Regions from separate parts of the Homo sapiens genome. Here region 2 is linked to region 1. A link is a contact called in ENCODE Hi-C or POLR2A ChIA-PET data. All regions are on one chromosome and are shown on one strand. Each heading gives the region's core, a stretch centred on a gene start or an enhancer-like site at or near the end of the contact. The rest is flanking DNA. Distances are from core to core; before and after follow the strand shown.

What was found. Hi-C counts contacts between places; a loop is a spot of excess contacts on that map. ChIA-PET counts read pairs that join two places held with the same protein, here RNA polymerase II (POLR2A). Pooled maps may share reads with other maps.
Region 2: a map with no recorded cell type shows a loop between it and region 1 (14-fold over the local background). The contact joins the promoter of TIMP1 here to the promoter of ZNF81 in region 1. A Hi-C loop is called at or near these places in 3 of 37 single-sample maps with no recorded cell type and 6 of 50 pooled maps. POLR2A ChIA-PET finds 5 or more read pairs at or near these places in 1 of 52 experiments (OCI-LY7).

Annotation. Positions count from the first base shown.
Region 1 is chrX:47,835,302-47,838,377 of GRCh38, reverse strand. ZNF81 (zinc finger protein 81) reads right to left here and starts at 1,476. Exons shown (of 5, transcript NM_007137.5): 1 at 1,391-1,476. RefSeq lists an enhancer at 1,349-1,728.
Region 2 is chrX:47,580,880-47,583,955 of GRCh38, reverse strand. TIMP1 (TIMP metallopeptidase inhibitor 1) reads right to left here and starts at 1,520. Exons shown (of 6, transcript NM_003254.3): 1 at 1,482-1,520; 2 at 420-548. The coding sequence starts at 540. The region is part of intron 5 of SYN1 (synapsin I); the gene reads left to right. RefSeq lists silencers at 1,563-1,662, 1,723-1,872.

The sequences.
Region 1 (3,076 bases), core at 227-2,726:
CAATGCAAAGATGTCCACTCTCTTATTCAACATAGTACTGGAACTTCTTGCCAGTGTAATAAGGGAAGAAAAGCAGAGGTATAAAGATTGGAAAGAAAGAAATAAAACTATCCCTGTTTGTATATGACATGATTGCTCATGCAGAAAATCCAAGGAATCTGCCAAAAAAGGTGTAAAACCTAATAATTGAGCTCAGCAAGATTGCAGGATACAAGACCAACAGACAAAACTCAATTGTATTCCTATATATAAGCAACAATTTAAAAGATAACACCATTTATGACCACTCCAAAACAATTAAATACTTAGGTATAAATTGAATAAGACATGTACAGAACTTGGGTGATGAAAATTAAAATACACCATTTATAGAAATTTTAAAAGATCTAAATAAATAGAGAGACATACTATGTATATGGATTGGAAGACTTGGCACAGTTAAGACTTAACTTCTTCCCGAGTTGGTATACAGGTTTAATGCAATTCCTATCAAAATCCAAGCAAGATGCTTTGTAGATAGAGACAAGATTTTCTAAAATGCATATAGGAAAGGCAAGGGAACCAGAGGCATTAAAACAATTTTGAAAAAGAATAAAGTGAGAGGAATCACTCTATCCAATTCAAGACAGCAAGGTAGTACTGGCAGAGGGATAGACACATAGACAATGAACTGAATAGCAAACCCAGAAAGAGCCCACACACAAGTATGGCCAACTTATTTTTGACAATGGTGAAAGACAAGTCAATGGAGGAAAGATAGTCTTTTCAACAAATGGTGCTTCAGTCTGGACATCCATAAGCAAATTAATGCACCTCGACCTAAGTCTCATACTTTATACAAAAAGTAACTCACAGAGGATCACAGACAGCAGTAAGGAGACACAGACAAATCACCATCACAGTGGAGAATTTCTCTCTCCTCGAAGTAATAGAAGAAGCAGACAAAAAAGGATAGATTTTCTATGACACAATTGACGACTAAATAATTAAATATTATTTTCAAGTTATATATAGAACGTTTCTAAAAATTCACCACGGACTAGGCCATAAGTCTCCTTATATTTCAAGGAATGAGCTTCACGTAGATATTTTTCTAACACAGAAAACTAAGGTTAGAGATCCATTACAGAGATAAACTTTTGCACACTGAAACCCCACTTTTGAATAACTCCCGGGTAAAAGACAAATGAATACAAGTTAACACTCTTAAAAAACATAATGCTCCAAACCCAATGGGGCTTAGAATGAACTTTAAGACCTTAACGGTGATGTTAGAAAAGAGAAAAGCCTGCAAAATGATGAGTGAATCATCCAACTCAAGTTAGATAAACGATTCCATCACTGGCCACACAGAATCGCCCAGCACTCACCCTCCCCGGCCCCCCATCACCTCCACATCCCTGGGCACTGAACGTCGAATCCTCCTGACAACTATCAAACCCCGGCTGAGAACCGGCGAGAACCGCAGCCGCTTCCGGTCACTACCCCTAGCACCGCCCTTTTTCGGGGTTTGGGACTTCACATGAATGAGGGAAGCGGAGGTTCCGCGCGTGCGCAAAACCACCTTTGAAGCTGCTGTTAGCCAGGAGTCAACATGGAGAAGTTACGGAAGTGGGTGCTTTGGGACGTTCGGTACCCCTCGGCGGCGTGGTCAGGTGGGGAACATGGCCGCGCCCACGTCGCGCTTCCCCATGGGATACACCATGTTGGAGGAGTGTCCATCCGTATTGAGGATGAGGACACCTCTGAACTCACAGAGCAGGCTGTGAGTTTAGAGCTGTCTGCTCTAAACTCAGGTGGAGCTGTCCCGCTGGTGGCAGGGAGCACGGGTGGGGACGTTTCTCTGGGCGGGCTAACTGGAGGAGGGGGTCTTTGGACCTGTAGTCTATGGATCTGTGTGATACCGCTCCGAGAAACTGAAGGGCCTCTTGGAAAGAATCAGGGGCGGCCGCGGCTATCTCCTGGCAGATACCACAGGATGAGAAGCGGGGAGATGTCAGGCTGGTTACAGGCTTCTCCTAGGACATACCACAAGGGGAGGAGGAGGAGGAGAAATCATGGTTATGCAAGCCCTCCTAGGATATGCCATGAGGTGGGAAAAAGGGAGAACTCAGAGTGCTGGGTTCCCCTCCTGCTGTGCCTGTGGGGCTTGGATGCGAGGTTTGAATGCTGCAGCAATTTACCTTATCTCCCACTCCATCTACCCCAGCTAAAAAGGGACTACGTAGTACCAATACTAATAATTTTTAATGTGTCCTTAGTCCAATGCAATATGTCAATAAAAATCTTTAGGAAACTTTATTATTTTTATTTCCTCATGAAGTAAAATATATGTGGTCATGGTGCCCTTACTTTGGAAATGTAGCTTTAATACAAGGCTCTGCTTCTACCCTTCAACCAGTTTGCTGCTCCATATCACCTCCAATGTGTAAATTCTGGAGATGCCCCTGCCCTCTGGGAGATGTCACTGGAGCAGAAGGGGAAGAAGTCGTGCAGTCCTTCACCTAAGAATGCCTATTCATCCTTCAAAATCAAGTTCAAATATCTCCTCCTCCAGAGAATCCTGACAGAGCTAGAAGCCTGTGTGCCCTCCTGAAAGCCTTTCTGAATCCTCAGGTGAAAAAAATATTTTGAGAGGACCTGGTGTAGGCTGAAGTGTGGACTTGCTGGGGGCTCTCAATCCAGTCTTATCCCCTCTGGCCCTCGGTTTAACAATCTCGAAGGTTAGAGGTGTCCTAGTCCAATTAGCCTCAAACTAATTTTTAGTCTGACAGATCCAGCAATCAATAAGGGAGACTGCACACCAGGGGCACCATGGGCAGCTCACTAAGCAAAGGAAAAGATAGAGTTCTTATAGGATTTTGAGGAATAGTGGAGTTCAGATGAAATTAAATGAAGCAGTGTTTTAGTGGGCTCAAAGGAAAGCAGGGCTGTATGTAAAGGGTAATTGTCAGGTCTGGACTGTGAAGTGAACCCAGAGTGCTGTTTCCTTGGAAACAATTTAGATGTAGAATTTTGTGTCCCCAGATAACTCTTGCCTAAAGCTTTGCACCTGGGTTGAAAATTGAATCTTGCT
Region 2 (3,076 bases), core at 271-2,770, 250 kb after region 1:
TGCAGTGGTTCCTATACCCATCACCATGGTCCTGAATATGGTCTTCCTTACTGTGTTATAACAAGTATCACTGAATATTTTTCTGTTTAACAGGAGATCAGGAGTACTAAGGGGCAGGGGTTAAAATTTTAAACAGGATGGCCAGGGAAGGCCATCCTGAGAAGGTGACGTTTGAGGCAGCCACCCATGTGGATACCTGGGGGGAAAGTGTACCAGGCAGAGGGAGCAGCCAGCATGCAGATCCTGTGGTGGGCTTGGGCACAGAGTACTCAAGGAAGTGTGAGGATGCCAGTGTGGCTAAAGCAGAGGAAGTGCAGGGGCGAGTGGAATCATTCTAGAGGTAAGTGCCATGGTGAGCCCCACTGGACTGAAAGGGAAACCAAGGCAGAGTGTGTGGGCTGAGTGGGGTGAGGACTCACCGAGGTCGGAATTGCAGAAGGCCGTCTGTGGGTGGGGTGGGACACAGGTGCAGGCCCTGCTGGGGGCTATCAGCCACAGCAACAACAGGATGCCAGAAGCCAGGGGCTCAAAGGGGGCCATGGTGGGTTCTGTGGGGAAGGGGGATGTCAGGCAGGCCCCGGCCCAGCTGATCTGCTGACCTGGGCAGGTCATCCACCCCATCTTGCCCCGGGGCAGCCTATGGGGGGGATTAGGGGGCTGGATTTGGGCTTGAGGGGTTGGTAAGCTTAGGGATTTTAAGGGGATTGGGGAGCGCAGAGGAATTTAGGGTTTAGAGAGTTGGGAGAGTTTAAATTATTGAGGGACTGAGTGAGTTGCGGGGTTATGGGGTTGTGGCACTTGGGGGAGAAGGGGGCTGAGGAAGTTTGAGGAATGAGGGGATTGGGGAATTCTGGAGGTTGAGGAGTTTGGGGGTGAGGAATTTGGGATTGGGGGCTGGAGGAGTTTGGAGACGGCAGAGTTTAGGGGTTGTGTATATTAAGAGATATAAGAGGCTGGGGGAATTTAGGGAGGTTGAGGAATTTGGAGGAGGTTGGGGGTTTAGGGAGCTGGGGGAGTTTGGAGGTTGAAGGGGTTGGGGGAATTTGGGGGCTTAAGGCAATGGGGATACTTGAGGAATTTGAGGGCAAAAGAAGTTTGGGAGCTGGGGAACTGGGGATTGGGGAGCTGGGGGAGTTTAGGGAGCTGCAGGGGTTAGCGGTGGGTATTTAGGGGGCGATGAGGGAAATTTCGGGATGAAGGAATTTGCGGGGGGATTTGGAAAGCATTTGTGATATTAGGGGGTCATGGGTTTGGGGGAATTGGGGGCGGATGTCAGGGGTTCTAGGGAGTTTGGAGCCTCGGGGTTGGGAAAGCAGTTCCAGCCTCCGACCCTCTTCCCCCTAGACTAGCCCAGGGTCCTGGTACCCGCAGGCCAAGCTGAGTAGACAGGCATCTGGCACGGGAGTGCACGGGCCTGGTGGCCAGCACCCAAGCTGCAGCCCAGCTCCGGTCCCTGCTGGGCCACCCCGGGCCCTGCTTACCTCTGGTGTCTCTCTGGGCGCTGGATCTGCGGCGATGGCGGCAGGGCCTGAGCGCTAGAGGATAAATGTCCACGCTAGGGGCGGGGGTGGCAGCGGGTGCGGAAACCACAGGCCTCCAGGCTTCCTGGATGCATTACTCATCCACCCACCATCAGTGCAGAAGCCAAGGGGCGGGCCGACGAAAGGAGATACACCCTCCTCCTCTCCCACCCGCCTCCTCTCCCTCTCCCTGGGCCTCGCCCGGGCCAGCCACCTCCCCCACCTCCACGTCAGTCACTATTCCTTCCAAGCCGCCTCAGCGGAGAGCTTAGAGGCCGCATTTCCCCCGGCCCAGTCCCCTAAAGTCTCCAGAATCTATCCAATCACCCACATCCCCCAAGCTCCCTATGACTCAAACCCAAATTAGTTCAGCCCTTCAACATTTATTGTGCATCTACTGTGTGCCAAGCACACAAAAATCCCTTGTTTTGTATGTCTGACATGCTGGTGAGGGGTGGCAGAGAGGAAACAAATTAAGTAGCAGCAGTGGAGGGAGATAAGGCAGGTGAAAGGGGAGGAATACAAAATGGGGAAACTGAGGCACGGAGTGGTTAAGTGACTTACCCAGGATCACAGAGTCAATACATGGCAGAACTGAGACTGGAACTCAGGTGGCCAGGAGCCAAAGCCAGGGTCTCAAATAACACAGGCAAATAGCCGGCATTTATACAGCACCTACTGTATACCAGGCACTCAGCATAGTTTATCTCACTCAAAGCTCACAACAAATCTCTGAGATGGGTACCGGTTCTTATTCCCGTTTTACGGATGAGGAAATATGGGGCGTAGAGGAACTGTAGAATTTTCCTAAGATCACAGGGCATGGCCGGGATTCAAACAGAGGCTACCTGGCACCAGGGTTGTAACTCAGGAGTGGCACCGTCCTAGCAAGCAGGGAATGGTGCGGGTGAATGAATGAGCATTGGGAAGGGGGTGGCCATGAATGATGGTGAAAGAAGCAAGTGAGTGGGTCAGTAGAAAACTAATCCCCACCCCATCCTGCCCTGCCCCCTCCCCATGGACCTGTACCCCTGGTGGGGGGTGGGGTGGGGCAATCCTTGCCCACCAGCTTTCTGACAATGCAGGAACCTTCCCTGGGGTTCTGATTAACATCCTTAATTCGAGGAGGATAGATCAATAATAATAATTGTAGTGATGATGGCAGCCACTTATTGAGCACTTTCTGTGTACTATGTGCTAAAGTGTTTGTATAAATTATCTCATTCACTCACCATACTCCCTTGCTAATTAAGTTTGATTAACTCAGGGATGATAGCCCAATAACAAGAACACAACAAAAACTACCAGCAGCCCTTATGGAGTGCTTACTGCGTATCCAGCACTATTCTGGGTGGGAGGAATGTGAGGGATGAGAAATTGCCTAATGGGTACAATGTACACTATTTGGTTGATGGGGACACTAAAAGCCCAGACTTCACCACTATGTAATATATCCATGTCACAAAACTGCAGCTGTACCCTCTAAATCTATTTTTTTTTTTTGACAAGAGTCTTGCTCTGTCACCTAGGCTGGAGTGCAGTGGCGCGATCTCAGC